Linked DNA regions of Homo sapiens: region 2 is linked to region 1. The links are chromatin loops, found by intact Hi-C in ENCODE. Cell type or tissue: sigmoid colon. All regions are shown on one strand. Each heading gives the region's core, and the rest is flanking DNA. Links, peaks and the distances in the headings are about the cores only.

Region 1 (9,194 bases), core at 432-8,431:
TTATGGTAAGAAAACACAAACACATAACATAAAATTTACCAAATGAGATCCATTTTGAAGTATACAGTCCAGTAGTGTTAAATATTTTCTCATTGTTGTGCAACGAAACTTTTTCATGTGTTGTTATTTGAAGATGGGATCTTAGGAGATAATTGAGATTAGGTTATGAGGGTGAGGCTTCCATGATGGGATTAGTGCTTTTATACAAAAAGATACTAGAGTTTGTGTGTGTGTGCTCTCTCGTTCTCTCTCTCTCTCTCTCTCTCTCTCTCTCTGCTAAGTGAGGACACAATAGGAAGGTAGCCTTCTATAAGCCAGGAAGAGACCCCCTTACCAAGATTTGGTCATGCTAGCCCCCTGATCTTAGACTTCCAGCCTCCAGAACTGTGAGAATGTGAATTTCTGGTGTGTAAGCCACCCAGTCAATGTTATTTTGGTAGGGCTCACTAAGACAGGCAATAAAGGAAATAATTTTCATGTCCATCAGAGGGAGAATAATTGGATAATTATTAAGCATTACACATCTATTAAAAAGAATAAATGAGAGATGAATGTATTGGTTTCATTGATGTCCACGATCTGTTTTAAGAGAGAAAAAAAGGGCCCGTTGCAGTGGCTCACGCCTGTAATCCCAGCACTTTGGGAGGCCGAGGCAGGTGGATTAAGAGGTCAGGAGATCGAGACCATCCTGGCTAACACAGTGAAACCCTGTCTCTACTAAAAATACAAAAAATTAGCTGGGCATGGTGGTGGGCGCCTGTAGTCCCAGCTACTCAGGAGGCTGAGGCAGGAGAATGGCGTGAACCTGGGAGGCAGAGCTTGCAGTGAGCCCAGATTGCGCCACTGCACTCCAGCCTGGGCGACAGAGCAAGACTCTGTCTCAAAAAAATAATAAATAAATAAATAAATAAATAAATAAATAAATAAATAAGAGAGAAAAAAAGGAAGTTGTAGAGTGATGCATATGGATTGGACTTCTATTTGTAAATCAAATTAAAACTAAACTAAAATAGATGTATATTTTTATATATAAACATACAAATATAGACATATCTATTTACCTAAGTATCCATGTGTCTGCCCCTATCCATCCCCACTTGTCTATCTATGAATGCATCTAACCTATCTAGTGCTACCTAGGAGTCTAGAGAAATGTTTAAAACAGCGCTTTCTTCTGAAGAGTGTAATAGACAGCAGGGGAAAGATTAATTTTATTCTTTCTATACTTCTGCATTGTTTTAATTTTTAACACAAACATGAAGTTTTGTATTCAGATAGAAGAATTTTAATTAGTTTTTTATGGTGGGGTTTTAAAGCACTTTACTATGTAGCTTAAGTTTTAAAATACTCAAGAGGTTGATCAGAGATATTTTCCATTTGAGTATTTCTTATCTTATCCTATCCCATATGGTAAAAAGGAATTCTCTTATAACTGAGTATGCCATTGTAAGTCCTAATTACAGAAAGCCTGTAACTATTTGGAAATTTATAAAGTTAATTGTATGGTTTCTCAAAGCCAGTTATTATAAAGGGAAAGATGAAGAAAACATATCATCCAAATAAATTACTTGATATGTTCTAAAACAATGTGTATTAAAAATAATATTTACCTTCCATACTTCATCTCTTAGAGTTGAAAGATATACTCAGGGGCCAAATAGCAGAGATCCCTTATTTCAAAGTTCAGACAAATGAAGCCCAGAAAGTATCCACAATTTGCCCACAATCTACAATGAATTGATAAGAAAAATTAAGACAGCAGTTGAAAAACTAATGATTAGAAAACTAATATGGAAAACTCTAAAGAAAACGTGTTTCATCTACTTGTTACATACAGTAAACCACCCTAGAACTTAGTGGCTTAAAGCAATGGCGATTTATTACTTTTCATGATCCATGGGTCAGGAATTTGGGCTGAGCTTGCTATGTGGTTTCTTTCCACACAGCGTTGGCTAGGGATTTTCACTTGGCTGCATCTAGCTGAAAGCTACTTGTCTTAGTGCCCTTCCATGCTTCACATGATGAGCTTGGGTTTCCTTACAGCATGGTGATCTAAGGGTAGTCCAGCCTCCTTCCAAGAAGGAATGTTCCAAGAGGATGAGCACCAATGTCTTAAAGCCCTTCACAAGCTCTTCTTTTGCCATGTTTGCTAATGCCACACTGGTCAGAGCAAGTCATGGGGCAAGACAGATGACTGTCAAACACAGTTTATAAAAAAGAAGGCATAAATGGGTATAATTTTATGTTAGCCTTTAAGCAACAAGGAATCATAATTTAAAGGAACAAATGTGTCTACCCTGGATTTTTTTTTTTTTTTAGCATAGGAGTTGGCAAACATTGGCACTAGGTCCAGGAGACCAAAATGTCACTGTGGTCTACCAGTTGGTATAGGGGCTTATGAAGGTCAGGTGATCAATGGAGTTTTAGCTCAGATCTATCCCACAGTGGCTCCAGTGAGTCCCTGAACCCATGCTGTGATTATTTCCCCATTTCTGGGATGCATAATTTAAATAGACATTCTCAGAAACTGGCAGAATTTTCACATTCATTCCCTGGCCTGTGAAGTGAGGGCAAAAAAAGTAGTAGAAAAGGCCAAGGGAAAACCACTAGAACAATCTTTACCTAGGAAAATAATAGGTCAAAAGCAGCATCACATGCCTAGAAGGGTATCAGTGATAAATGCCAACAACAAGCACTTAAATTATATGGAAGTGGTAACTGCCATCCCATTTCCACTCAACTCACCTATTTGACCAGTGTAGAAAATTGATAAAACTGGGAGAAGCACAGTGGATTTTCATAAAGCTAAACTAGGTGGTGACTTCAGTCACAGCTACTGTACCAGGTGTGGTTTCATTGCTTGGGAAAATTAACACATTCCCTGGTACCTGGTATGCAACTATTGATCTGGCAAATGCTTTTATGCTCAATACCCATTTGTGAAGACTAGGTGAAGCAGTTTGCTTTCATCTGACAAAGCCAGCAACACACCTTTACTGTCCCACTTCAGGGGTGTATCAGCTCTCCTGCCATACATCATAATTTAATTGATGGAGAGTCAGATAGTCTTTTCCTTCCATAACGAGTTACACTGGTTATTTGCACTGATGATATTATGATGATTGGACCTAATGAGCAAGAAGTAACAACTACTCTATATTTATTGAGAAGACATTTACATGTCAGAATGTGGAAAATAAATCTGACCAGAATTGAAGTACCTCCACCGCAGTCAAATTTCTAGGGATCCAGTGGTGTAGGGCATGTTGAGATAGGTGAAGACACATTGCATCTGTCCTCTCTTACAACCAAAAAAAGAGATACAACACCTAGTAGGCCTCTTTGGATGTTGGAGAAAACATACTTGACACTTGGGTGCGTTATCATAGCCCATTTACCGAGAGACCCTAAAAGCTACTAGTTTTGAGTGGGGCCCAGAGCAAGAGAAGGCTCTACAACAGCTCCAGACTGCTGTCCAAGCTGCTGTACCACTTGGGTCATATGATCAAGTACCTCTGATGGTGTTTGAAGTGTCAGTGGTAAAGAGAGGTGCTGTTTAGAACCTCTGACATAAAGCAATCATTTTATTCAGGTGAATGATAAAGCACATTTTGAAACTTTTCAAAAATTCTCCCAAATCTTTCATTTCACACTTTGTACATTTCACCTGGTGTGATGGTTAATTTTATGTGTCAACTTGGCTGGGCCATGGTGCCTAGATACTTGGTTAATCATTATTCTGGATGTTTTTGTGAGGCTGCTTTGGTGTGGGACTTACATTTACATCAGTAGACTTTGAGTAAAGCAGATTGCCCTCCATAAGGTGGGTAATCTTCACCCAGTCAGTTGAAGGCTGAATAGAACAAACGAATGACCTTCCCTGAAGCAAGAGAGAAATCTGCTGCTGACAGCGTTCAGACTTGAACTGCAGCATTGGCTCTGAGGCTCTGCTCTGCAAATTTTGGACATGGCACCCTCCATAAACACGAGCCAATTTCTTAAATATCTCTCTCATACACACACACACATACACACACACACACCCACACACACACACACAATTGGTTCTGTTTCTCTAGAGAATAGTACACTTGATTTCTCCGTATTTGGGGTAAATTCTAGTTGTCCAGTAGGGCAGCCTTGAATAGCAATATCAAAACTCTGTAAAAAGGTTAATCTGTGTTCCCAAACTCTAACTTTCAATGCTAGAATCTCTAAAATACTTGTTTTCTGCTAAGAGGCATTGGCTGACTTTGGTCTTTGGCCCCCACGTTGGTTTAAAGAAAGAGATTAGTGCTGGGAATAAGATAGCTCCAAACAGCACAATGAAGGTAAATTAACGAGTTGGCTCCTTCAGTGATATCTATAATTTTCTGATTAAGGTCTAAGCTAGGGTAAAACCTTCCTCATTAGCTGTCTTCCCTGGGAAGATAACCCAATACTTGTCAATTCTTGCTTTCATTTTTTGCTCCACATGAACTACCTTACCTGTCTTATTGTTGAGATGTGAGTAATGGAGTTAAAATAAACTTAATTTTAATGTGTTTATTATCTGTTCAGATTCTTATTCAAAAATTTAAAAGAATTAAGACCTTTAAAATGTGCAAATATGCTCCAATATTTATTTTTCCACTATTTTAGAAGAAAAAGATCCAAAAACTTTGGTTGAATTTTAAGTTTTTAGCCACTAGATGGCAGTGGATAACTATCTCTTATTTTGCTTTCCCGCATTCAACTCTCAGCTAATGTTTTCTATTGTCAGCTGGCAAATAGAAAAGAGGAAATATATAAAGGCTATTTACTGGAGATGTTGAACAAGATAGAGATTTTATTAATGGAGTGTTGAACACATTTTGTAATTCAACTGCTAGCAAAATTATTTTCTTTATTGTTATATATTTGTACGATTAAAAGGAGAAAATAGGATCAGCATTGAAACGTACAAAAACATGGTCAGGCTAAATGCAATCAGCATTGACTGGAAATGCTTATCTTGACCAAATGCTAAGCAGAGGAGAATGACTACAGCCTAATACATCTGCTGAGCTGCTTTGAAACGTTTTTGACCACATGTAAGAGACCCTCTGCATTTTCATGACACCCACACCCAGGAGCACTACTAGAAGGGCTTGTGGATGTCAAGAGAGGTTGTTTCTGCTGGAGTCTTTTACCTCAAACTAAAGAAAAAGGAATCCCTCGAAGAAAATGTGCTTGGAGACTCAGGATTTAAACTTTATCACTGGTTGTCTCTTTGTATTATATTTAACATTAGATTTTCCCAACCTATGTAGAACATTCAGTGTGTGGTCTATGATGGTCTTTTGGGGATGGACTGACTGCAAAGTAGAGCTATGGCTAGGAATCATGTCCATGGGTAATATTATGCAGCCATTTAAAAAATATATTTACAGAGGCAAAAGTCTGAGCTTAGAATTCTTAGGATCTTTAATACATGGAGAAAATCTGGGGAATAATAATAACGAAGCAATTCAAAGAACAGTGTAGGCATTTCTCCCTAAAAACCTAGAGAAGGAAGTATGAAAAACCACTAATGTTGACCAAAGTATTCATAGGCCTTAAAAACATTTATTTTAAGCAACAAGGGAAGAAAATATTACTGTTTAATAGAGTGCCACTTCAGAAGGAAAGGGGCAAAATACTTGGTTAACAGCACATGACTTGTACTAGCATCCGTATTCTTGGAGATAGGCTAAGGAAGGCCACCATTAACAGCCAAAGTTAGTGTCATAGCCCTAGTCACAGCAGCCTCCACCCCCTTCACCTTCTGCAGGAGCAGAAGGCAGGAATCCATGCTCGGGCTATCTAAGGAGCCAAACCTTCAAAGTGTGTTGGGAGACTAAAATCCCCCAGCCTATACCCTTATCTTATTCTTATTTATGAACAAGCATCCCTTAGCCTTCTTTATCTTCAGTGTGTTGCACTCATGTTCCCCCATCACATAACAAGGAGGAAAATAAGTGAATACATATTGGATGCTATTTTCCGGATGCCAAGTCTCTCTCCAGGTAGTAATGAGGAAGGAGTTTTATAGAACATTTAGCAATAGCACCCTGGGAGTCTGAAAGAGTTAATTTCTCTCTTTATACAATTTCTACCAAAGGATTCCTTCTGGGAGGAAATCTATTTAATTTTGTTCATAAAAGAGATAAAGCTGGGGACTAAAGTGGGGTAGGAGGAGACGTGCATCGCTAATATCTTTAAAAACAGAGAAGAATAGGATTCAAAAGACCTCAAGAAATTAAAAAAAAAAACCTTTTTAAAATAGTGATATGCACCAGATGGCACACACAGGAATCGATATTCTAAGTCCTTTAGGGACAAGGTTTAATTCTTTTAGGTCTCATGTAGCATCTGATGCAGAGCTCTGCACTTAGTGGGCACCTAGTTAATATTTATTAAAATCAGATTGAATGTCGAACAAGTACACACACACACACATACACACACACACACACATACACACACTAGCAATCAGAATTACCCAAGCTGAAAAAGTCACTAATGCTACAAGCATTATATCAAAGGTATCATTTCACTCATTCACTTAATACACATTTTGTGATAAGATAAATAATATCCCCCACACCATGAAGGAGTTCACGGTGTGGGGAATGATTCTCCTGAAGCACTTTCATGCACAGAGCAAAATGACCCAGACATTCTCCCAATCAGGGTGGGGTAGGCTTGAAGGGCCTCCTATATAAAAGAGTAGCCTCCCAGCACTGGTTATGAAGCTCTGTTTCTCAGTCTCAACCCTCCCTTTCACACTCTACTTTGTAATGCTGGTCCTGGGTCTCTGTAGACAGCATTTCCCCTATGCTGCTGACTCCCTAATAAACTCTGCCAATAGGGTGCTGGAAGCAGACTGGGAGGTAGGTGAGCTTCTGAGAACATTTTCTTCCTTTTTGTTGGCTTGCTGGTCCTGCTGGTGTCAGGCCAGCTCAGCAGGTGGTTACGGTAAACAGATGTGTTCCAAACTTTCTGCAGCAGTCTTAGCGTGTTCCTCAGAGATACCATCCCCAGTTGGTCAGCCACCCAGCTGCTCCAGGACTTTTAACTTCAGTTCCATAGCCGCAAACAATGGCAGGCAGGGCCATCTCCACCTCCTCAGTGGTCTGTATCCCAGTGCCACCAGAATCTTTACTAAGTTTCTAGGCTCTAACAACTTGATCCTGTTGCCTTTGTACCCCCAGCCCTGGGAGGGAGTGGCAGCAACTTTCTGAAGCTACTATCTCTGTATTATCTCTGCATTCTCTTTTCACTTTTGCAGCCTTTGTGTTCCTCCTATACCTTGTTAACCCATTCCCTCTGTAACATTCTACTCCTAAAATTGCTGGGTGTTTTCCTAACCAGACCCTGAGGAATACCCTCCCTCATGAGCCTTTCTCTTTTTCTCGCACTACTTCTCATCTTAGCATCTGCGAACACTAGGTACTTTAGATGCCTTCTTATTCAAGTCCCCCACACTCCATTTGAATATAAGCTCCATGAGAACATAAAATTTGTGTTTTCTTTCTTGTTGAATACCCAGACTTCAGAACAGTTTCTTCTATTAGGTATGCCTTCAATATGTATCTGTCAAAAGAACAAATGAATGAATGAATGGGTGTAGAATGAACAAATGAAATAAATGGTTTTTTTTTTTTTTTTAGATGGAGTCTTGCTGTGTCACCAGGCTGGAGTGCAGTGGCATGATCTCGGCTCACTGCAATCTCCACCTCCCGGGTGGAGCGATTCTCCTACCTCAGCCTCCCGAGTAGCTGGGACTACAGGCGCACACCACCACACTCGGCTAATTTTTGTACTTTTAGTAGAGACAGGGTTTCACCATGTTGGCCAGAATGGTCTTGATCTCTTGACCTCGTGATCCGCCCACCTCAGCCTCCCAAATTGCTGGGATTACAGGTGGGAGCCACCGCGCTCGGCTGGCTCTGGTTATTTCTACGGCTTTATGCTTCCGCTCTCCGCTGTCCTATCCCATGTCCATTCTTGGCACTCTGTTACTCTCTCTAAACTAAATTCAGCTTCTATAGGTACCTTCTAGGCTAGCTGGCACTGGATAAGACTATCGAAATTGGATACTTTAGGTTAGTGGTTCTCAACTGTTATCCCCGGCAATGTCTGGAGACCACTTTCATCGTCACGACTAGGAGGCAAATGTCCCTCTGGCATCTATTTTGCAGGGAGGCTGCAAAATGTCCATCCATGTGCAGAACAGCCCCCCATGACCAGGAATCATCCAGTCCAAAATGTCAACCATGCCGCTGTTGCTATTAAGAAACCCTGATTTCGATGTTAACTGTTTAGAAACAAGAGATTCCTCAGATGATACTTTTAGGCATCTTTTGGTCCTGTTAATTTATTTCTCTGGCTATATAAGGCCAAGTATCCTTGATGAAGAAAGATACAACTGTTTTTGTCATGGCCAAGGACCCAGATGTTTTTCAACAAAATGATATTTGAAATGCTGAGAACAGAATATCCGGAGGACTGGCTAAATATTTGGCTCTTTGGCTGGACTTTTGTAGAGTTATACAGACAGAGTCTGTGATTAAAAGTCAGAGAGCAATATGATAGCCAGAGGGCCAGGGGAGGGGTGAGGGCAGGCAGTGGGTTGTATATGATGTTGCATAAGAAATGTTTAAAAGAACAGAGTGTCTTCTTTCTATTGATCCAAATCCCCTAATAATAATTATAAGAACCAGCTGTTTTTCTCCCAAATAATCCAAAGAATAGCCATTAACTGGAGACACAGAGTTTAAAAATGACATAAATCACTTGGGTATTTACATTTTGAAGGTCATTGTGGATGAGCCAGGTGATCTCCTCCTGGACTTCAATTATCAAAATATATTTTCCTAAAAAATTGACCTGCTTGGGTAATTGCTATTCTGATGAACTCCAACCCTAAGCTTCCTCTTCTACGCCCACATTTCCTTGAACAAGTTCATTCTATCATCTTAGCTACCAAAATATCCACAAGGTATATTTTTCTTCTCAGTGTATGGCAGCAATCCCATCTAATACATCAAGTGGAATACAAAGTACTATACAACTGTTATAAATTTTTCTGGCACAATTCCCAGAGTCACTACTCAGTGTCATCTTCTTTCCAAACTATACTTACTAACTTTTTTAGTAAACACATTTGAGCTTTCACCCATATTCATCAT
Region 2 (9,194 bases), core at 404-8,403, 1.5 Mb after region 1:
GCACTCAAGAAAGGAGAGTGCAGATATACTCAAGGGGGTTTTGCAATGGAGTTTGAGGTCTCTACCTTTATGAATTACTTTAACCAAGGGGTGGGATATTCATAAGTATTCCTAGAAAGAAGTAACGATTTCTCAGAACTGTGATGCCACCCATTTTAACACCAAATATGGGTATTCCAGGAACAGTCATGGAGCTGGTGGTCGTATTATTTAGTATGTAAATGAGCATATGATGAAGTCATGGGTGAAACCTAGGTCAAATCCAGTGCCATGTTGCGTCCAGTCCGTCTTGGCCAGCTTGACCCACATTCTGGTTTTTCAGGCTCTTATCAGCCCCGAGTTTATGCAGCTATTTCAACCGTTTCCTCTTGCTAGTCATGTGAAACTGCTGCGTGAAATATTCTATTCTCCTGTGACCACCCTGTATTATTTCTTTCTTATTAAGATCTCTGTTTTAATATTAATCCTGGTTAGTTGTGCCTGAATTCTAAAGAAAGGAGAGTATAGTGAGGCATGTCTAATTCCCCTCTTCCCATTACGGCCGGTACTACTTATTCAGGTTTCGTCGACGTCCCCGTGGCTGAGAAGAAAAGTCCATTTAGTAAGCTGGGGAGCTTAGAATTTTGTTTTTGCTTTATAACATGTATCCACATGAGTGTGCCCACTTCTCTTTTATATATAAATGCACAGTACCCAATATTGGAAAGCTAGAAAAGTCTGCCACTAGGTCACGTCTGGACAGTATTATCTTTCAAAGCACTAGCTTGCTGCTACAGAAATGGAAAATACTGCTCAAAGATTGCAGAAATATATATTATATGCACATAAAATGAACTTTTCTAAAGCAATAGGCATGCCATAAGAAATGGATTTTGGACAGTGCATTAAACTATGAAATCATTTTTGACAGAAATATAAATCAATTTAAGAAAGCCGAAGTTCATGAATCAAATAAGGAGAGGGCTTTTGAGAAAGCATCAAGACTAGATAAGTACTAAAAGTACCGAGGTTAACTGTGTAAACATTATGAAAACAACATTTAACCAAGGGAATAGAAGGGAAGTAGCAAAAATACTTCAAAGCATGCCTTATTTTCATGAAAAAACAATGCTATGATTAGCATCAGTTTTCTACCCTCGAGGTACTTTTTTTTTCATTTTTCTTTTGCGGAATTCTTTGTACATTATTCATATTCCTAACAAAAAGAGTTAAGCTGGCTTCAAACTGGTTGGTAGTTATATGGCAACCACGTTGTTTTGATGCTGCTTTTATGTTCATTTCAATAAAATTGCCTAAAAGGAACATGAACAGCCAATGCACAAAAGAAATACAAATAAAAAATACAGGCATAAACAATTGTTTAAGCTTACTAGTAATCAACAAAGTGGGGATTAAAACAATAATGGGATACTATTTTTATACACCAATTAATTAAGATTTTAAAAATAAAAATGCTAAAATTTGCTGAGAATGACAAGCAGTTTAATAAGATATCGGTGTAAATAAGAATAGGTACATATTTTCTGAAAATCTATTTGGCATGTATATAAGAATTTTAAAATGTTTGTACTCTTCAATCCAGAATTTTCAGCTCTAAGAAACAGTCTGAAAGAAATAATAAGAAATAGTAAAAACAGTTGAAAATTATATATACATTTGTTCACTTCAATTATTTATTACAATGAATAACAGAAAATAACTTGAGTGTACACCCATATGGGAAAGTTTAAATACATTTTGTTAAATGAATACAATGTCACATTATGTAGTTTTTCAAAGAGTATTTACAGGCCAAGGGACATGCATATAAAATAATGTTAAATTAAAAAAAGATAACAGTACCTAAAGTTTTATATTCCAAGTTATTCCAATGTTCAGACATATGGGTGTGCATCTGATGTGTGTGTGTTTGTGTTTATGGAGCTGTGCATCTGTGTTTTCTACATTCACAGTTAACACATCAAGAAAACACTAAAAAAGAATATACCACATATGAACAAAGCTTATTTATGGGGTGGTAATAGTACGTGTATTTTAATAACATTTTTGTCTTCCATATTCTTCACATTGTCTACATCAACTTATGATAAAATAAATTTTTTGGGGAGGCCGAGGCAGGTGGATCATGAGGTCAGGAGATCGAGACCATCCTGGCTAACACGATGAAACCCTGTCTCTACTATAAATACAAAAAATTAGCTGGGCATGGTGGCGGGCACCTGTAGTCCCAGCTACTGGGGAGGTTGAGACAGGAGAATGGCATGAACCCGGGAAGTGGAGCGTGCGGTGAGCGGAGATCGCACCACTGCACTCCAGCCTGGGCGACAGAGCGAGACTTCATCTCAAAAAATATATATATATTACATATATGTAATATATAATATATATATAAATTATATATATATGTAATATATAATATATATAATATATATATAATATATATAATATATATATAATATATAATATATATATAATATATATAATATATATAATATATTATATATATTACATATATGTAATATATATTATATATAATATATATTATATATATTACATATATGTAATGTATACAATATACATTATATATAATATATAATGTATACATTATACATTATATATAATGTGTATACATTATATATTATATATAATGTATATATTATATATAAATATAATATTTTATATATAATGTATATATTATATATAAATATAATATTTTATATATAATATACATTATATATAATATATAATATACGTTATATATAATATATTATATACATTATATATAATATATTATATACATTATATATAATATATTATATACATTATATATAATATATACTATATATAATACATACTATATACATTATATATAATACATACTATATACATTATATATAATGTCTATATTATAGACATTATATATTTTTAAGTGGTCCAACAGATTGATATTGTAATTTAACGTAACAAACGTCTACGCCGTGTGACTTGTATCTATATTAAAAAGAGTAATTTGATTATTTCCTTTTATTTGAATCTCATCAATTGTTTACTTTTAAGGACAAAATATATAATTTTTTTCTGTAATATTTTAGAGATTAATTTACATGAATATCTGAGTTTATCCAAAACAGCAATTAAGATAACTACAAATAAAATTAATTTTAATTGAATTTTCTGATATAACAAAATCAAAAGAGTCAAATATTTTCTGTGGATCATGAGTCCAAAAGTTTACTTTTTTGTTTGTTTGTTTGTTTGTAAGGAATTTGGTACCTCTCTGCAGTTCAACCCATTTCAAAGTCACATTTAACTTTAGCTTGATGCTATACCTATGTTTCAAAATTGTGCATTTTACAGGAATCTGTAAATCTGAGGTCTGTGAAAATCTGTGGAATGGTTAAAATCTCAGTCTAGACTCAAAATAATGTGGACTTCATATTTGAAACTCAACTCTCATTTAAAATGGTATAAGCTTTCACAAGTTCGTAAACCTAAAATTCCAAATCCTCATCTACAAAACAGGACCAAAAATATACCTACCTTATTAGACTGTAGAAAGATATAGTGAGGTGATATATGTAAAGTTTGTATCCCTGTACTTGGGACTTTCCTAAGCACTCAATTAATTCTACCCATTATTGTATGTTTAAAAAACAAAAAATTCTGGAATCATTGGTGCCTAAATGCCTGGCATTACACTCAGAACAAGTTTCTTTCAAAAATGTTTCCTCTTAGCAAACACCTACCTAAACATTGGTCCTTTTATACTACATGTGGACCTTTAATCACTCTCCTAGGATTAGCGGAACAACTCAAACATAGATCTGAACATTCAGGAGTCAAGTGTTCAATGAGTTCTACCTGTAAAACAAGAAAAATACATTTTAGTACCTTCCCACCTATTTAATATTTTCTCCAGACTTCTAAAATCTTATTTCAAATAGTGAACAAAACAAACAAATAAATGAGAAAAACAAGTCATTGTTGTGAGAGACATCTGATTTTTTTTTTAATGTGGCGCAGTAACTTACTCTGATTTAATTTTTCTTAAATGCCGCCATCTAGTGTTCACTAATTTAACTTTTATTACTTACCTTAAAAAGATATTGTTAATGTGGAAGTAATGTTCCCCACTTTCCCAGAGGCAAATAGCATCAAGTCAATTTGTTTCAAGTTTCTAAGTCATTCTAAAAAGACTTGCTATATCTGAAATAGCACAATAATGTTGAAATAAGAACAATCACAGTAGTAAGCTGTAGGACTATAAACATGTTTTACCTTGTGAAATACAGACATACTGTATTTCATTATAGTTCTAGCTCTCCCCTCTCTCTCTCTCTCCTCCCTATCTCCTTCTGCAAGAATTCTTTAGAAGTGCTTCTCTTATAAACTCAATGGCAAAAAAAAAAAAAAAACAGTTATAAATGGGCAAAGGACTTGGATAAGCATTTCTCCAAAAAGACATAAAAACAGCAAACAGGTATATCAAAAGTTGTGCAATATCGCTAATCATCAAGGAATGCAAATAAAAACAACAATAAAATATCACCAAACTCTTAAGATGGCTATTATAAAAACAAACAAAAAAGATAATAGTTGTTGGTGGCTGTGTGGATAAAAAGGAAACTTTGTACACTGTGTTGGGAATGTAAAACAGTGCAGTCTCTATGGAAAGCAGTATGAAGGTTCCTCAGAAAATTAAAAATAGAACTACCATATGACCCAGGAATCCCAATCCCACTTCTGGATATATGTTTAAAAGAACCGAAATTAGGATCTCAAAGAAATATCTGCACTTCCATGTCCATTGTAGCACTGAAGAAAATAGCCAAGATAAAGGAACTGAAATGTTCACTGACAATTGAGTAAAGAAACTATGGTATAAACACATAATAAAATATTATTCAGCCTTAAAAAAGACAGAAATCCTACCATTCGCAACAAAATGGACAGACCTGAAAGACATTCTGCTAAGTGAAATAAGTTAGTCTCAGAAGGACAAATACTGTATCTAAAATAGTCACACTGGCCAGGCACGGTGGCTCACGCCTGTAATCCTAGCAGTTTGGGAGGCTGAGGCAGGTGGATCATTTGATGTCAGGAGTTCGAAACCAGCCTAGCCAACATGGCGAAACCCTGTCTCTACTAAAAATACAAAACAATTAGCCAGACGTGGTGGTGGATACCCATAATCCCAGCTACTTGGGAGGCTGAGGCAGGAGAATCGCTTGAATCCGGGAGGCGGAGGTTGCAGTGAGCTGAGATTAAGCCACTGCACTCCAACCTGGGCAACAGAGCATGACTCTGTCTCCAAATAATAATAATAATAATTAATAATAAGAGTAATAATAATAATGAAATAGTCACACTTACAGAGGTAGACAATAGAATGATGGCTACCAGGGAGTGAACGGAGGGGAATATGAGGAGCTGTTATTCAATGGGTATAAAGTTAAAGTTATGTAAGTTCTAGAGATCTGCTGAACAACATAGTTCCTATAGTAAACAATAAAGTATCACTCACTTAAAAATGGTTAAGAGGGTAAATCTCAAGTTAAGTGTTCAATACAAACAAACCAATGAAAAGCAAAGCAACACAAGAAAACTTTTAGAGGTGATGGGTACGTTTGTCACCTTGATTGTGGTGAAGGTAACAGGAATATAAACATATGTCCAAGCTTACCAAATGGTATGCTAATTATATATTAATTATATGCAGTTTTGGCATACCAATTCTATTCCGGTAAAGCTGGGAGGGAAGAAAGTTATCAGTTATGGTTGGACAACTCTGAATTGTGCAAAACTCATTTAATTTTACAATTTCAAATGGTGAACTTTACGGATTGAGAATTACACTAATAAATAAAGTTATCCAAGTGAAAAAAGAGAAAAATAACTATTTTGCTCTCCATTGTATCCCGGGCTTCTAGCATAGTGCTTAATAAAATACCTAATGTTTATATGCCAGTGTGTTCTAAGAAATTCTTTCTTTCTTTTTTTTTGTCTTTTTGAGACGGAGTCTTGCTCTGTCGACCAGGCTGGAGTGCAATGGCGCAATCACGGCTCACTGCAACCTCCGCCTCCCTGGTTCAAGTGATTCTCCTGCCTCAGTCTCCTGAGTGGCTGGAATTACAGGCGCATCACCACGCCTGGCTAATTTTTGTATTTTTAGTAGAGACAGGGTTTCACCATGTTGGTCAGGCTGGTCTCGAACTCCTGACCTCGTGATCCGCCTGCCTCTGCCTCCCAAAGTGCTGGGATTACAGGCGTGAGCCACCACGCCCGGCCTAAGCAATTCTTATATGTTATCTCACTGCTATAAGTTTAATTGCTGAAAACTCCAAGGAACGTTCTATGACTGTTTCCTTACAGATAAGAAAACTGCACTCTAGGAAAATTTAATAAGCTTCTCATGAATATACACTTGTTAAATGGTCAGGTCAAGATTTGGAGTCAGTGGTCTGACTCAAGAGTTCTCACTGTCAACCATTACCGGTGCTGACAGTTATCAAAATTTCAAAAGTAAAGCATCAAATTCGCAAAAAAACCTTTGGATCCCAGAGTACCTACAACTCTGCACACATTGACTGAAAAAATGAGAATTGAGAAGTAAACATGTTTGGAATCATTTTTCCTCTTTAGAAGACAGAGTCATTTCTAAAGAATTTAAAACATGTTATGATACTGAACTGAAGGTAATTGAAACATTTCATTACTGATCTGCAAAATAAAAAACATACAATATATTGCTCTGTCTCCAAAAAATTAATGCTCATTAATAAATTAGCTGTTCAATTTAGCCTTTTTAAAATGAATTATTGTCTCTCCAACAAAAACTGAATGCAAAAATATGACAATTTAACTGCAGAGATGCTTTATTTAAATTGGTGATTCAGTGGTGTGATTTTAATTACACTATGCATTTGTTCTATTACATTCTTATGGTGTGTTGTAAATATATATTTATATATAATATTATATATATGTATCTTTTTCCTTTTTACTTAAACTGCCTGTTGTAGGTTTGTGTGTGTGTGTGTGTGTGTTTGTTTTTTTGGGTTTTTTTTGAGATGGACTTTCACTCTTGTTGACCAGGCTGGAGTGCAATGGGGCGCAATCTTGGCTCACTGCAACCTCCGCCTACCGGGTTCAAGTGATTCTCCTGCCTCAGCCTCCTGCGTAGCTGGGATTACAGGCAGGTGCCACCACGCCCGGCTAATTTTGTATTTTTAGTAGAGATGCTGTTTCTCCATGTGGTTGAGGCTGTTCTTGAACTCCGGACCACAGGTAATCTGCCCGTCTCGGCCTCCCAAAGTGGTGGGATTACAGGTGTGAGCCACCGCGCCCGGCCAAACTGCCTTCTAAGCTTAGGAAATTATTTCAAGTTGGAAACCTTTCATGAGGTTCATTGATAGGCCACACATTCATCAGTTTCATACCATGAACACCTACTCTAATGACAGAGGGAAAATTGTACATATTTTGTCCTGGAAATCAAGGAAATATGCATTGTTAGGTTACCAAACTCATTTCCAAAACAGGAGAAGCCACAGAGAATGGTGCAATGATACCAATCCCTTCTCACCAGGACATTGTAAACAGGGTATACAATTTCCTACAGAATCAGGAGTATCTACAATATCATTACCTGACATAAATTTAAGTAACTGCCCTGATTCATGATAGATTAGGGTTAGGTCTATATTTTTTTAAAAAAGGGAAACATTTTCCTTTAATATTTATTTGTGAACATGCTTATGAGAGTTATAATAAAAATGAGTTTAAATACCAGGGCTGAAAATTATATTAATAATTAGGAGTATTTGAAAGCATTCTAAGAATAATGTTGCATTATTTTGTGTTTAACTCAGAGAAATACCGAATGCTACAGTGTCCTAAAAAAAGCCATGCAAACCTTTATTTGTCAAATAAGAAAATGATAGCTGTAAAATATTAGGAGATTTGTTGAAGTCCAAGTGCTATTTATAAATCCAAGACAAGAACCTAGAAAATCCTTCTCAATACAATGAACTTTTTGCTACATGGAAAAGTAGTATCCTTTCTAAACTATACTCAGAATAAATTATTGCTAAAAACAAATATTGAAGGGACAGGAGTGATGGATTTAAAGTTCATAGACTCTACCATCATAATGCAACACAGTTAAGTAGCCATAACTTATTTAATGATCATTCTTGGGATTATTTATTCAACATGTATTGAGTAAGACCTCACGATCTTACACAAATAGGCTAAAATCTAAACAGCAGCCTCCTCTTCTACTTTCTGTAGCTAAACGCACCGGATGTTAAAGCAGCGTATGTGTGACAAGGCAGTAGGGTGACTATAGTCAATGAGAACTTAATTGTGTATTTTAAAATAACTTAAAAGAGTGTGATTGGATTGTTTGCAACTCAGTCATGGAGAATGGGGTATCCATTCCCTCCATCAATGCTTGAGAGGATGGATACCTCATTCTCTTTGATGTGCTTATTTTACATTGCATGCCTGTATCAAAACATCTCATGTGCTCGGTAAATATATACACCTACTATGTACCAACAAAAATTTTAAAACATAATTTAAAACTTAAAAAAAAGATGTCAGTGCTCTTTTTGTTTTTGTTCCTGCACTTATCTCTAGATCCATTAAGGCAATTTATTAGTCTGTTGTTGTTTATCTGTATATTTTCCTTAGTAAATTGTAACTCGCTTTGACCATAATATATCCTTGAAAAATGTTTATTAAAAACTAAGGACCTAATTCTTTGAGAAATAGTTTGTTTCTTCCTCACTGCCATCCTCTCCTTCTTCCTTCCATTCCATTAGGAAGACATCCCACTGCCTCTAAATTCTCCTATATATTTTTCAGAAAAGGAAATAAATATAAATAAAATAATAGAAAAACAATTGGTCATTTTTTTCAGTATAGAAATAAAACATATTTAGACATGGCATGTATTTAAGCCATTTACTTGGATGCTACTGTCTTGAAAATGTGCTTAAAAAGAGCCTATTTTTGCTTCACTCTTACGGAGTTTAGGAACTAAATTACCCAAATATATTATCTATATTCCCCTAAATTGTTCATGCAATAAACATTTTACAATTTTTTTACCAGGTCTATAAATCTATGTACTGTGTATAATTTGTAGTGGAACAGATTTGGGAGACCTTATTTTGTAGTGTTACCAA

Evidence for each region. Peaks named below come from ENCODE experiments on the same cell type or tissue, not always from the same donor. Only the 100,000 strongest peaks of a DNase experiment are listed, where the experiment ranks them.
Region 2: it touches region 1 in a loop (9-fold over the local background); 29 of 110 quality-filtered maps call a loop at or near these places.

The regions. Positions count from the first base shown.
Region 1 is chr4:20,680,860-20,690,053 of GRCh38, reverse strand. No RefSeq gene overlaps it. Among named protein-coding and RNA genes, the nearest start is that of PACRGL, 15 kb to the left of the region's middle. In sigmoid colon, for the core only: CTCF peaks have their summits at 4,483 and 4,683 (motif pointing right); no DNase peak of the experiment used is centred there; H3K27ac peaks cover 415 bases.
Region 2 is chr4:19,219,891-19,229,084 of GRCh38, reverse strand. The region is part of intron 2 of LINC02438 (long intergenic non-protein coding RNA 2438); the gene reads left to right. Among named protein-coding and RNA genes, the nearest start is that of LINC02438, 230 kb to the left of the region's middle. In sigmoid colon, for the core only: a CTCF peak has its summit at 4,070 (motif pointing left); no DNase peak of the experiment used is centred there.